2 separate regions of the Homo sapiens genome follow, and region 1 is linked to region 2. The links are chromatin loops, found by intact Hi-C in ENCODE. Cell type or tissue: PC-3. All regions are shown on one strand.

What was found. Peaks named below come from ENCODE experiments on the same cell type or tissue, not always from the same donor. Only the 100,000 strongest peaks of a DNase experiment are listed, where the experiment ranks them.
Region 1: it touches region 2 in a loop (10-fold over the local background); 19 of 110 quality-filtered maps call a loop at or near these places.

What each region holds. Positions count from the first base shown.
Region 1 is chr7:13,720,751-13,728,750 of GRCh38, reverse strand. LOC105375161 (a long non-coding RNA gene) reads right to left here. Exons shown (of 4, transcript XR_007060216.1): 1 at 7,478-8,000; 2 at 61-172. Among named protein-coding and RNA genes, the nearest start is that of ETV1, 260 kb to the left of the region's middle. In PC-3, a CTCF peak has its summit at 3,140; a DNase peak (open chromatin) is centred at 3,670; H3K4me3 peaks cover 420 bases; H3K27ac peaks cover 1,198 bases.
Region 2 is chr7:13,279,299-13,287,298 of GRCh38, reverse strand. No RefSeq gene overlaps it. Among named protein-coding and RNA genes, the nearest start is that of ARL4A, 600 kb to the right of the region's middle. In PC-3, CTCF peaks have their summits at 4,719 (motif pointing left) and 7,255 (motif pointing left); no DNase peak of the experiment used is centred here.

The DNA.
Region 1 (8,000 bases), 440 kb before region 2:
TTACGCTACTGATAAATGCATACCAGAGACCAGGAAGAAAAAGAGGTTTAATGAACTTACAGTTCCACATAACTGGGGAGGCCTCACAATCATGGTAGAAGACAAGGAGGAGCAAGTCACATCTTACACGGATGGCAGCAGGCAAAAAAAGGGCTTGTGCAGGGAAACTACCCTGTATAAAACCATCAGATCTCATGAGACTTATTCACTATCATGAGAACAGCATGGGAAAGACCTGCCCCCATTACTTAATTACCTCCCACCGGGTCCCTCCCACAACACGTGAAAATTCAAGATGAGATTTGGGTGGGGACACAGTCAAGCTATATCATTGACCTTGATATTCACCCCTTGTATTGAAAAGAAAATGGCCATCCAGAGCAACTGGCTTACACAGCACATAAGTGGCAAAGCTGGGATACCAAGCTAGAGGGCTTCACCTCAAAAGCGTATGATTTTTGGCTTAATGAATCCTGTGTCTCTAGTCACAATAGCTAAATTTGTTCTGCTTTCATCCACATTTACACTTTCCTTACAATATGTGTACCACTTTATTTTCTTAGTAGACCAGGAAGATAGAGTTCTAGGAGGCATTACTTCTGGCCCAAATGAGATCATATCAAAATCAAGAAAATCAGGAAGAGGGGTGTGTGTGTGTGTGTGAGAGAGAGAGAGAGAGGAAGAGAGAGAGAGATTCCTTAAGTGTGCAAATTTTGAGTCCAGTTTTACACATAGAAGGGTGAGATACAAACAAACATTGCATGCCAGTGGGGATTAAAACTGTAGAGCTTTTGGAAATTGGCTCCTCCCTGTGTTTGCCAAAACCAGTCTGGTGCTTTGTGTCACACTTCCCTGCCATATGCAGGCAGGCTGGCTCTTTTCCTAGGGAAACTGTTTATTTTAAAACCCACCCGAAAGATACTATTCGGTAACAGTGGTTATCTCTGTTTTCTACCATAGGAGAACCTAATATTTTGTAATTGTACAGTCTAATGGCTTCCTGTGTTCAAGTGACAAAAATCCAACTCAAACTAGCTCAAGGCAAAACAACCACAGCAAAAACAAAACCCAGCAAACAAGTTTACTGGAAGAATTCCTGGGTAGCTCAAACACTGAAGGAAGTTCTGAAGAAATAACACTGCTTTAGAGCTCTTAGCTAGATCAAGTGAAAGTCTCGAGGCTTTTTATTTTCTGTTAGTTCTCGTTTCTTGTAGCCATGTGCATTCATCTCATTCCTTTCTGTTCCCCAAGTACTGAGGAGTGCATGTGGAGGGTTCTGGCAAGAGGCCCAGGGGTTGAGTGAAGCTTCATGCCTATATCATTTCAACTTGGAGATCTGAAGGAAGGAGCTCTCACCACCCTTCTTCCCAGAAGGGTAAAGAATACCAGGGAATGCCTTTGCTTGTTCTGGCTTAGGTCCCCTGCTCTCTCCTGGACATGTCACAGTGGCCAGGCCTGCACTACATGCCCAATCCCCAGAGTTTCGCGATTGGCATTCCCTCCAGAGTTGAAGCAGAAGAAAGCCAACCCTGAGTGGAAGGGAAAGAGTTTGCTCCAGAAGAGAAGGAAGAAAGAGTGCCTAATGAACTAAACACTCAGTGACAATTACAATGATATTTCATTTCTCCTTATTACTTTACCTCCCATGGAACCTGATAGATAAGTAACAGATTTGGCTTATAAGGCTGGTGCTTTCCCTTCCAATTCAAAGCTGATTGAGGACGTAATTATGTTGTTGAACAGACAAACTACAAGTGATTAGAGTGTCTAGTGGCCATTTTAGTTTTGAATGGTAGATAAACGTACAGAAATTGGAGTTAGAATTGGGGTAAAGCCAAGGCCACTCACTTGTATTGATGTTTCATAACTTCTCTGAGCCGCATATGCTTCAGAAAATAAATGGGAGAATAATGGTACCCATTGGGTAGTATTTTACATAGATTCAACAAAATCATTTTATTTTATTTTATTACAGAAGGGGTTTCATTATGTTGCACAGGTTGACCTCAAACTCCTGGACTCAAGTGTTCCACCCACTTTAGCCTCTGGATTTGCTGGGAATACAGGTGCTTACCACTATCCCCAGCCTAAAGAGATTATTTATAAAAGCTTGTAATCAAAAACCTGCCATAGAGTAAATATTCAGTGTGTGTTAAATAGCAATAAAAGCAGTTAACAGAACCTAACAACAACAACAAAAAGAATTCTACAGTTTAATCATGAGGTAGAGATTAGAGTGAAATGGTCAGTTTTAATATACTCACAACAGACCACATTTTATATGTGTGTATTATAGATACACACATATATACATACATTCAATATACTAGTTTAGAAGGTGAGCAGCTTATTTTAAGTCATGTGAACAAGGTATGTAGAACTTCAACAATTGCTATTAATGTCAGTTCTGTTTTGATGTTTCACATATCACTGGCCAGAACTTGAACTTTTATAGTTAAGGTTTTGCATTTAAGTCTTTCCTTTTAAAATTATCTTCCATATCCATGTATATTTATGGAATCCTGGACCTTGTTCCCAAAGCTTCCCCTTTATGCAGAATATTCTATAAAAATCACTTGCTTTATTTTAAAAAGTATAAAAACTCACATATTATAAAACTTTCAAGGACATATTTGTATTTTTCTCAACTCCTTGCATGATTTAAATTACTTCTTGGTAAATACATGAACAATATGGAAAGAAGAGTCCATTTGATATTTGTAAAAAATGAATGGAATGTACCGTGAAAACAGTATATTTTAAAAGTTTCATGCGCAGAATTTATTTGACTAAGCCTATGAGAGTATTGAATTAGTGCCTTTGTAAAAAATAATTCTACTGGGGAAAAAAAGAAGATCTTACCAAATTTTAAAATTAGACAGCACTTTATTTTATAATAAAACATTATTTAATTTTTAAGAAAAATTATAATTGTTGACCACCAGATGGCTCCCATATTTTTAAAAATTCAGCAGAAAGAGTGGAAACTGTTCAAAATAAACAGATTTCAAAGAAACAAAGGTAAAGAAAATGATATAACCTGTGAAAGTTTTAACCACCTATAAAAATAATTTAAGTAACATAATTTTTAGAAATTTCTTTCTCTTAAAAAAAAATCCATTATTTGTGAACAGCAGGCACAATATACCCTTCGAATTTATGCCAATCTTTGAAACTACTATTTTTCTGTGTAAACTACTACCCCATAGGTGCTATTATTCTCCCCATTTGTTTGCCTCCTCTTTAAGTATCATTCCACCAGACATATAACAATAATGTCACATTACAAATCAAGGTTCTCCATAAAAGCAAAATAATTTTGACCTGTGTCAGCAATGGAGCCAATTCACGATGTGGGATGCATTATGCATCACAGCTCAGCTACGATGTTGCTGGTGTCATGGACAAAGTTCTAAAGGATGTGTTTTACTCATCTTAATATGTAAGCTATTAAGATAATAGACCCTGCACTTGTCACTCTGACAGCTTTTTTTAAAGGCTAAGCTGCCCAATTTGTCTTTCATTAAAAGCTCTAGTACTGTTTAGTGATATGCAGTCACTGAGCCATTGAGCTTTCAGAGTGTACGATTCTATTTTGAGAAAAATTTTGTCAATAAAAAAGGCATATGTTTCAATGAGTCATCTTAACAGAGCAAACTCATAAGAACGGGTTGACCTGCACTTCCACCCCGCTACTGAGTTTTCCCTACCTTTTCTTGTTAGCACAAAGCTTGCCCTGGTACCTCGTGCCACAGGGAAACCAGAAATATGGAGACAAGGTCTCCTTAGCCCATATGGTTTTATTTGCGTTCTGCTGGCACAGTTATAGTCATACAGTAACCAACATAAATTTTTAGTTTTATTATCACCTCTAAAAAGAGACAGAAATGTGAAAATTGAAGCCAGAAGGTTTGTATCACAGGATTAATTAGGCAGGGCCAAGTGGAGTCTCACTCCTCCTGGCAGCGAGCGCCTCAAGAAGGTGCCTGCCTTCAATTACGGAGCACACAAAGCAATTAAAAACCCTGTTTCTTTTTCCTGAGGTGTTACTTGTTACTTGATAAATCTCTTTTTTAAAATTCTCTGGGGATCTGAATTGGCTAGAGGTGCAATCTACCGGGGTAGATATTCATGAAAAATTGATTTAGCTCTAGCCTAAGTGCAATAGGTTTAAAATAAACCTGAAAGGAATGAACAGTGTGTTTCTTGGCTGACATTTTATTGGCCATTTTTTTTTAATGCACAAAAGACTAGATAATTAAGAATTGAGACATTATGGATCTCCACTAGGAGATATGAATCGAATTGGTCAGCCGTCCCAGGCATTTTATCCTAAGTCACAGTGCACATTTGATTAACCTTTCTTATGGGGTTATTTGTACATTCTATGGACAACACTGTGGTGTGCATAAGTCAGATTAAGTGCATGCCTCCCAGAACCCACATTCCCTTTCTAATAGAGAATTGGCTTGGCATGAAATTATATCTTTTTACCTGATTTACGGCCTAACCCAGAGGGATTTGAAACTTGGATCTATTGTTTTATTTCTCCAAAAGGAACTTTTCTTGCTTTTCACTGTTATTTTTGAGAATTACATTATTATCTTAACTCTGGAATGATTTATAAATATTCAGGAGTAAGTTTCAATTGTCTTCTGTACAGCTAGTTTTGTGGACTGGGATTTTACCAGTAGTACGTAAATCACCTAGCTAACCCTTTCCTCTGAAACATAAATAATTTAAAATATGCAATGTGTACAGTGTATAACTGGTACAAAGAATAGTGCTCTATCCAGACATATGAGCTTAAGCTTTATCTGTGATCTCATGCTTCCTGTTGAAAAGAGAAGCAAAAAAATTTTTTTTAATCGATAGACAAAAGACCATCATTGTAAATAGAGGAATGAGACTCTACTTTCACTTAAAAAGTATATTAGGTACAATTTAATACAATAATAAAGACAGCAAAAGATTTTAGTGTATGTTATTTTCTGTGGTGTGTATTTCTAAATTAAAAATATTAATTTATTTCAGAAAATTAATTATGATAAAAATAATATTTTATCCTCTCCTTACTTTCTTTTTTCATGGTATTCTTTCTTTTTCTTAAGTTTAAACATAATGTAAAGGTTAAACAAATTGTTTTAAAAGGAAAATTTAATAAATGCCAAATAGGAAAAAATTTTAAATGGTGATTATATTTAATCAGAAAAATTTTGCAATGTTTTAGTGAAGATAATTTTGATAAAATATAACCTTGGAAATCTAGATTCTAGTTATTAGAATTTTAATTTAAATTTTATTGAACTTTTTGCTTATGGATGATTATTTATCTATCTTTTTCCATTTCTTAAGAAAAGCATGTTATTTTTTCAGGCTTCTGGCAATGTATTTTTACTCTGTTGTGCTGTGATAATGGGCCTAAATGTCTACGGGAAGAAAATGCTAGAATGGCATTATGTTAAGAAAGGGGAATAGGTGCCAGAAAATAATGCTTATGTTCTTGTATGTTTACTTTAAGTCTGGATTAAAAGTTTCAGCAATAGGTACCTAAATGAAAATATGATACATTTTGCCATAGGTCTTACTAAAATTGATTAATTTGTCTTTTAGTTAAAACAGTGTGAAGAATTCAGTCAGTGACATGGTAATTATTTTTATTGAGATAGTGGCTTTGGGTTGGCCTTTGGGAGCTAGGATAATTGTGGGTTTAAAGTTCTTTTATGATATTAACATTTTCTCTTCTCCTTTCAGCTCTCTACTATGTATATTCCTTTCTTTAAAGTTCCCCAATATGGTTTATTGAGTCCCCAGATGTCCTTGTGATTCCCTTCCCCTGGTATCCAAACCTTTGTATAATCCCATGCCCTTGGGTGGAGATGGGATTTGTGACTATAACAAGTGTTACACCAGTGGTTAGATTATAAGACAAAGGTGATGGGATTTTGCAGATGCAATTAAGTTTCCTAATCAGTTGACTTAATTAAAATAAAGGTTATTCTAGATAGGCCTATTCTAATCAGGTGAGCCCTTTAAAAGGGGATCTACAGGTCAGAAACTTAAAGTCACAGAGATTCTCTCTCTGGGCTTGCAGAAGCAAGCCCTGTGAGTCCTACAGCAACAAGGAAATGAATTGTGCCAACAACCAGTTGAGCTTGGAAGAGAATCTTCCAAGCTGCAGACCTCACTGATTTCATGATTTCAGCCTTTTACCATGAGCAGTAAACCCAGATAAGCTAAGCCATTGCCTGGACTCCTGACCCTGGAAAACTCTGATATAATAAAATTTACTGCATGGCAACAGATAATTAATATACCCAATGATACTATTCATGTCCTCGACATCTAGTTCCCAAGTTTTACTCAGGGTATTAATATCACGGTATGTCAATTAATGTTGCGGATCACACTGGGCAAATGAGGAAATTTGTGACTTTCTGTAACTAGTTAAATCAGTTTCTCAAAGACTTTTCTAATATGCATGGTGAACCTCTAAAAAGGATCAATACAGGCAGTATGTCCTGCACTTCTTAAAACTTTGAACCATTTTTCTCCCATGTGGCTACTTCAGAAAATCGTGTTCCATGGAATCTACTTTAGGAAAGAAAATTTTGTGTCGATTCATCATACTAGTTTAAAAATCATTACCCTGTCTCTCTAAATGAGAAATCTGATACTAGAGCTGATTAAAGAAATTAATTCAGGTTAAGATTTTAATAGCTGTTGGTAGAACAGTGTGCTAAACATTTTGGAATATTTTTACTTTAATATAACATTAAAGTAACAGGACTTTGACCAGAAGAAATTAATCTCCAATAATGGAGATTTTAATAAATTTCAAAAAAATTATTTTATTGTAAAAGTGTCACAATTCAAAAATACAACTTGAATTAAAGTTCTGTACTCTGATTTCTTCCTTGCTAAAGCCCCATGTGCGTTAACATTTGGATTCCTAAAGTAGGTGTCTGACTGTGAGAAAACACGTAGGTCATCCATGTTGTTCCCAAGATTCCATAGTGTTTTCTCTTTTTTTTTTTTTTTTTTGAGAGGGAGTCTGGCTCTGTCGCCCAGGCTGGAGTGCAGTGGCGGGATCTCGGCTCACTGCAAGCTCCGCCTCCCGGGTTCACGCCATTCTCCTGCCTCAGCCTCTCGACTAGCTGGGACTACAGGCGCCCGCCACCACGCCCGGCTAATTTTTGTATTTTTCTTTTTTTTAAATGGAGACGGGGTTTCACCGTGTTAGCCAGGATGGTCTCGATTTCCTGACCTCGTGATCCGCCCGCCTCGGCCTCCCAAAGTGCTGGGATTACAGGTGTGAGCCACCGCGCCCGCCCTGTGTTTTCTCTTAATGAAAAGGATGGAGAATGAAAGATGTTGCCAGAGAAGATTTTCCTTCTCTTTAGCAGCAGGGCTATTCTTTAAGTCTGGCTGCCTCTTACCTGATAAAGTTCCCAGTGAGTCCATTTGCTTCCCTTACCTCTTAAATTTGCGGGTTCCCACTGCGCCGTTTGAGATCATTGCCCTGAAATCAATGTGAAGAATTTCAACAACCTTTTCTGCTTTTTTTCTGCCTCTGGAGACTAAAAGATAAGTCTGAAAGGTTGCAAAAACAGAATTAATGGAAATGAGTATCAATTAACAAAATTTAACTGAATTAATTTAAATATACATCTTTTACTTTAATCTCCATTATTAATGTCCTTCAGCCTAGTATTTAAACTATCATTATAATATTATTAGGCTCATTGATAGAAATCTGGAGTCAGTTTGTTGATAAGTACCTCTACATCTTATCTGGGATTTACATAAGAAAAGTAATTGCTTAAAACACTGGAAATTTTTTTGTAAACTCAGAATCTTGGAGAGTTTATCCCTATTTTAAAGCATTTTTAAATTTCAAATTTATCTAAACGATTAAGTTGTACAAAGATTCCAGTGCCTTAGACACTTCCTTTTCACTTACATTCTTAATGGTGTGGTATTATTTTCAGATACAGCAA
Region 2 (8,000 bases):
ATTCCTTTGAAACCATTCACATACCTACCATAAGAGAATGATTGTTTATCTGCTTGATTCATTGGTGCGAATGTTTCTTAGCCCACACAGAGGTCAGACTCTGCTGTGTGGTTTCAGAGATTGGTTGAAAATATAACTCAGTGCATGCATTAGAAAAAGAAAATCAGAACATTAAACCACTTGTTTTACCATCTCTGATCCCCCTGAGGCTCAGTGACATTTGGTACATTTATCTTCCTTGTTAAAAGCAGATTCTCTAACTCCTTGTAGCGGGTGGAGGAAAGATGTAGCAGAATGTTTACAATAAGGCGTATAAATCTGTTACACGTGTGTATGTCTGAGGAAAGGGAAGGTCATTGTTTAAATTTCACTTTACTTCCTCATTTTTGGTGAAATTTTTCTCTAGTGCTCTGCAAATTAAATGTCTCAGAGGACTTTTTATAAAAGAAATAAAGAAAAAAATAAAAAGCAGAAGCAGGGTATACAGAAAGCAGAAAACCATAATGAGGTAATAGAAAACACAATCTTTACAAAATAAAGACATCACACATACTGCTTTTCGGGAGTTTCATTCCTTAAGTTTTTGGTTCATACTTGTTTGCACTTTAATTTTATACGTATTGTTGTAAATTCTTATACTTTGTGGGACTGGCTTGTACTAGGAAAAGTCAATGACAGAGATACTGCCTCTTCTTAGAAATGTTGCATTGTTTTGGGTTAGTGGAGTGACTGGTAACCTTGTCTTTCAAATTTAAGGATGTTGTTTTTCTCATTTTTAATTCTTCAGTGCATTTTGTATATTCTTATCATAAAGGAATGGTACAGAAATTTTGACTGGGCCATGTTTTTTCTTCCTTTATGAGTTTAAATGCATACGAATCTGTATTTTTCTCTTTCTCCTATCTACTTAAATAACTATGCTCTCTTCTTAGGGGCTTTCAAATTTCATTGATTTCTCCCTCACTTGCTTTCTGCATATAAATATAACCATGTTTTAATTTAAGGAACAGCCTATCTACTATATAGCCCTCACCCACTATTTCTCTCTTTTTATTCACATTCAACCGCTTAAAGGAATCCTCATGACTTCCTCAAATCTGATTCTTTCTAGGCTCTCTCTCATTAATTCAATTTATGTCATCAACTGTTTTTGGGTATGTATATGCTATTTGGCAGTAATTCTGTAAATCAAATAACCATGATATAATTTTTTTTTTTAAGACAGAGTTTTGCTCTTTGTTGCCCAGGCTGGAGTGCAGTGCCGCCATCTTGGCTCACTGAAACCTCCGCCTCCCGGGTTCAAGCGATTCTCCTGTCTCAGCCTCCCGAGCAGCTGGGATTACAGGCACCCACCACCATGCCGGGCTAATTTTTGTATTTTTAGTAGAGAGGGGTTTTCACCATGTTGGCCAGGTTGGTCTCCAACTCCTGACCTCAGGTGATCTGCCCGCCTTGGCCTCCCAAAGTGCTGGGATTACAGGAGTGAGCTACTGTGCCAAGCCAGCATGGCATAATTCTTGACCACACAGAAGGTTCAGACATACAAACAGAAAATTTCAATAAAATAAGATAAAACCATGGAACAGTGGTTCTCAACCTTGGCTGTGTATTAGCATCACTTTGGAAGCTTTTAAGATCCCAATGCTAAGGCAGTAAACTAGTCCAATTAATAGAAAATTATTTTGTATGGGGGCCAGATATCCTTTCATGATTCAGCAAAGTTGAGAACCATTGTTGTAAATGCATGCATAGGAAGCTAAAGGAACACATGGGAAAATATTGCAAGTCAACTAGAGTGAGTTAGAAACCCCAGAAGAGGTGGTATCTGCACAGAGCTTTGTAGATTGAGTTGGTCAATTAAAGGTTTGAGCAAAGGACCTTTGGAATAAAAACTGTACAAGCTACAGATGATGTATAACATTATGTGCTGTTAGGCACTTGTATCAGTCATCCTAGACTGTAATATCTGAGGCATAACATGGAAGAATAGGAGGCTTGGAAAAAATGACAGGGACTTTTACGAAAGAGAGCAATGGGAATGGGAAAATCTGAATTAGAATTCTACCTCTTCACAAATTTAAAGTGATGATTTAACAAAGTCTTCAATATAGTCACCAAAGAACGAAAAGGAGCTGTTCTGGTTCTCGGACATTTTATTGACTTTCAACATCATATGGACTCTCTTCCCGACTATCCCTTCCCTGAAAAGTCTTATTACAGACATGAATGGGACACTCCTAATTTTTAAGTTCCCTACATTTCCGAAACTTTCATATCCAGTCTTTATTAAGTTGGTGTATGTTTCCAAAGTGGGGCTGTGGAACTGCTTAATTTATTTCAGATGAAACAACATTTAGATAGTGCTATATAAACAAAGAAACAAACTTTCTTGTACATTCTTAATACCACTTCAAATGGGAGGAAGATTCATTGTTGACTTGAGAGGTAAGTTTCTTTTCTTCTGAGTTTAATTTTGAATAACAAAATAAAACAATTAAATTAGTGGAATAAAAATGTTTGCAGTCATGAAGTGTTTGACTGAGACAGTCACAAAATAATCCATTTAAAGTTGGCTTTTCTGTATTTGAGCCATTAGTCATCTCACTAAATTACAGACAGAACTGCATAGGTGAGGGGAAAAAAAACTAACATGTCACCTATTTTTCTGCTGCAAGCAAATGTAATAGGTATTGTATTGCTTTATTTTAGCACTTCCTAACATGAAGTAAGTGTACACAGGAATAAAACTAAAAGGTTGAAATCCAATTTTACCGTTGTATTTCTTGAATTACTAACAGTACTTTTAGTATGGGTTACTACATTCCAACTTCTGTCAAAATTCTAGCAGTCAAGGACCATTCAGTATTTCAGGGAATCTTGATAAGGATAAATCTATTAGGAGGGAGAAGGCTCAGGTGGCTGGAAGCCATCCCTGTAAGTGATAAACATGGCACCTTGAATAAATAAAGCTTGATTGTGGATTTGACAAGGTCTATGTGTTGATTCTCAGGTAGAAACATCTGCATTTTTAGGGCATTCTGAATGTTTACCTGTTCATTAAACAAGTACCCATTAGCTTTTTCTCTATTATAGATCATGTAAAAGGCACTGGGGATACAGCAATGAGAAAATGAAGAATAAGAACAATAATTACTCATGCAATTAGAACAGTATCACTTGCTATTACTGCTGAGAGTATCCCTAATCATCTATTTACTGAACTGTTACTAAGATTCTACTTTGGACTATGCTTTGTATTGGGCACAGATGCTACAATGGCAGACAAGGTCTAAACCCTACTGGGAAGAAGGTATGTGGCCTAATGTAAGGTTTCCAGGCCTGAATATCCTGAGAAACCCATAAGATTTATTAAATTGTAATATTTACAGTTCTACCCAAGGTATTTGTATTAAAAGAAAATAAAAATGTAAAAAAAAATTCCAGATGATTCTGACAAACTGCTAATTGTGAAATCGTTCTCTAGTCTAACAACACAAGAAAATACTAAATGCTATCCTCTTACAGAACTTTGACATTTGGAAAACATTTACCCTCATATACTTGGGCTTTTGTATGTGTTATTCCACTTGGCAAATGCAGAGTGTCCATTTTCCTGAGCAATAATATAAAATCAACATAAAATAATAAAACATCATTTTAATGTAATTTAGTTTATTAAGGCTTTATTTTTGTACTTGTGTTCTTCAACATTCCAATTTTATTTTTAATGTAGAGGCTATTGATGGTATTTACTAGAGAGATAATCATGGCAATCAACTCGACTCTGCCATATACATATGGTGTTATGCTTGTAGAACATTGAATTTTCTTGGCAAAAGTTACTTTCCCATTCTTGGACAATAACACTGGAAAAACTGCCCCAAAATTCAGCATTGTCCTTGGCACCTAAACTCAATCACTGCCCATCTATTCATAGAGATTCTTCTTTTACTTTTGTCCTGTATAAATTAGTTGCCAATATGGCCCCTCAAGATAAACGCTTGACTAAGAGGGCCAGAATTACATCTTAAAAGAGTTATCTATATTTTGATATATCAAGTTATTGCCATTTGTTGACATAATTTTATGTAATTTCTATAATTTCAGTCATCATAAGGCTGCCTGCCGTAGCATAACATTTTCCTGCCTAATTTTGACTAGTCGAGGGATGAGCAAGCATATTTAAAATAGCTATGTTACTATCCACATAGATCACTGATGTCAAAGTCCAGAATAATTTGCTTAAAAGCTGGAAATTAAGAAATGTGAAGCCATTATTTCAAGTTTGCTAGATCAAAAAAATTTTCATGATAGTGTTAACCCAGGTGCCATTTGAAACAGTTTGGCTAACGATCTTCTTAAGAGTTAAAAACGAAACAAAGTGACTTCATTGGAGTTTAATCCTATCCTTTGATTGCTGGATGCTATATTAATTTTTTCACCAGTTCAGCTGTTCCAATGTAACAAATTGGCTTTATCTTCATTGGTCAGCTTCTTCCTGTAATTCAGACAACTTAATGGATTTTAGTTCTAAATAGAGTATGGTTTGTTTCTGAGTATTAATTTCAACTTTAGTTATTGTGCAAATTATGCCCTAACTTAAAATTGAACCACATTGACCACTAAAACAGAAAAGTCTAATATATGACCCAAATTAACAAATTTTGCCCAGACAGCAAAGTTAAGTTGGCTTGATTTCCTCATTCTCATATACTATTTCACAAAGCATGTTCTCCATCTAGTGGCTGGAAAGCTCAGAGGACAAGCTTATCTCATTATTACTAATTCACTATATATTTATATATCTTTATAAGAATAAACAAATCACATATATATGACAATTGAGTTTTTATTCTTGCCTTCTACACTATTATAGGGGACAGGACAAGGATTCGGTTTTATTAACTTTACATTAACTGAGACCTTCAACATGACAAGACAAACAATTTTTTAATTGCTTGAAATAAGACTGAGAAAGAATACAGTAAGTAGATTTCTGCAGAGTATAAAATAACATAAATGTCATGTATAATTGTTAGTAAGTGCTTGTTTTTATTATGGAACCAAATCAGGTAACAGAATCCTGGATTATAAAAGGTATCTCTTGGAATCTATGTTCTTGGCTATATTTCTAATCAATTATTTGTTTATTGGGTCTGGTACTTTCTACTGGATCCACATTATGAGCAAGAACAGCTCATTTTTCCTTTCTCTACAGTTACTAATGAAATGTTCCTTTCCATTTCATCACACTACTTCAGCTCTCATTTTCTGCTAGTTGTCATGTTCTTGGAGTAGTTCTTATCCCAGAAAAAGAAAAAAAAACTTTAATCAGTAAAAATACTAAATACTATCAAAGATCATAAGAGGATATTTTATACATATATGCATGTCTATTTTTTTAACTGGAAATTTCAAAGGTTTTCCTTGACCTTGGTGAGTGCTGCTTTGGTAAAACGAATGCCTTGGGGAACTAAGTCAACTCCGAAAGAGCTGAAAATCTTCCCTCACAACACCAGAGAGGAATATTTTAGAATCAGAAGTATGTTAGGATTCATGTTCTTGTATTTGCCCATTTTACAGATGACATAGATGGAGCTAGCCCAGAGTAGTAAAAGGATGAAGTTGAGGTAAAGTAGGCTTCAGAATAAGATGTGTTCAAATACTCCATCTGCCACTGGCCAGCTCTGTTATCCCAGGCCAGTGACTTAAACCTGCAGAGCCATGGTTTCTGTTCCATAAAATGTGAGTACTATTACCTGAAGTGTAGGGTCATTATTAAGATGAAGCAAGACACAGACAGACAGACAGACAGACAGACAGACAGATGATTGATAGACAGATGATAGATAAATCGATAGCTATTATAAACACTTGGGACATGTAGCTGGCAATCTATCATCTATCTATCTATCTCAAGAGTTTATTATAGTGCCTGGTACATAACAGAATTTTTTAAAACGTAAGGTTAATTACATAGTAAGTTAAAATGAAAGACCTAGGTCTTGAACCTGTCTTAAGCCCAGATTTTCCATCATGCCACATGGTTATACATTGATCTTTTAAAGACTTAATGATAAAATGGTATTCATGAAGCTGAGTGAAGAAAGTGCTTTATAGCAATTGCTGACTTAATAAACTGATGTCTCTAAAAGTTAAATGATGAGAAAATTAAATATAGCTTCAGCAATTAAATAATTTTTTTTCCACATAGCCTAAAATCTGGCAATTAAAAAAATAATTGTTATATTTATAACTATAAAACTATAATTATACTTCTGTAGATATGTAGTATAGCTTATATATTTCTAGAGTATGTGAAAAATGCATCAGAACACCTCTCTCTCCCTCTTTCTCTCAATACCTCATTAGATAAGTTTCCATGTTAAATAAGTAGTTTCCTCAAGAAAAAATGTAAAAATGATATTTAATAATTAGCAGACATATAGAACAGTGAGAAGGACTATTAAAGAAACACATGGATTTTTTTTTTTCTATTTTAACCAGGTTTTGCTCGCTATACTACTCAATGTCATCAGGTAATGAGCACTCCCACACTTCTTTTAGGTAAATGACAAACTGGAAGCACAATCCAATGCATGTATTCATTTTACTAACATAAGTATATCTAATAATAATTAACACTAATGAAATGGATTCAAATATTTCAGTAAAAAATTACAGACATCTCACAGAGCTATCGCAAAATACAAATGTTTCCCAACAGATTTCTTCTCACTTTGACAAATCTTTGTTCTTCATATCTTTGTCTTCAAAGTCAATAAACATCTTTCTAATTGAAAGGGCTTTTTTTTTTTTTTTTTTTTTTTTTTTGGAAATCAAGGCCTATAATATGTAAGTATGGACATACACATGAAAAAAATGTAAAAAAAAAGACAACTTATTAAAAGATTCATCAAGGAATTTTATATTTTTTCTGTGAATTAGAAAAATATACAGTTCTTGAAAAATGACGCATGAGGACTCACATGTACACTACCTTAGTGCTTAACATTTGCCTAATTTCTGTCTCATTTTCTAAGTTCACTATTAAAACTGAATGAGGGTTCTAACATTCTAAAATAAACTAATATTGTACTTCTCCTTAAATATTTAGAGCTCTTTTTGTAAAATTACTTTTTTAACAACTATAATACATTAAAGCTCTGAGTATAAAATTTCACTAAGGCCATATCAAAAATTTCAGGGACCTGTTGCTAATAATTTATAAACTTATAAAAGCCAATCTCGCCATCTAGTGGTTATAGATGAGAAATATGAATTAAAAGATTGAAAGTAACCGTTTCTATTTTAAGACATTTCAAATTAGCCAAACATATTTACTTGTGCAGTTTTTTAAAAGGTACAAAAACAATTCAGTAGAGAAAAGATAATCTTATCAACAAATGATGTTGGATAGATTATATTCCATTGGCAAACAAAAAGAATATTAGCCTATACCTCACAAATTAAACAACAACAAAAAAGCCCCTGAAAAAAATAGATTAAAACACAAACACTAAAAGTTGTAGGAAAAAATGGGACATAATTTTAGAGATTTAGGGATAAGCAAAAATTCTTAGATGACACCAAAAGCTTGATCCATAAAAGGAAAAACTGAAACGTTAAACCTTGTAATTAGAAACCTTTGCTCTGTGAAAGACAGAGGATGTTTCATTCGTTAAGAGGATGAAAAAAAAGCTACCTACAGACTGAGAGAAAATAGTTTCAAAACACATACTGGAGAAAGGAGTAGCATTTAAAAAATATGAAAACTCAAGTAAAAAAACAAATAATTTAATAGAAAATGAGCAAAAGATATGAACAGCCACTTCACTGATGAGAATATGGAAATGGAAAATAAGTACATAGGAAGATATTCAATATTATTTTCCATTAAGGAAATACAGATTAAAACCACAATAAGATAGCATATGCTTTTATTAGAATGGTTAAAATAAAAAAAGTAGTGACAACACAAATCTTAGTGAGGATGTAGA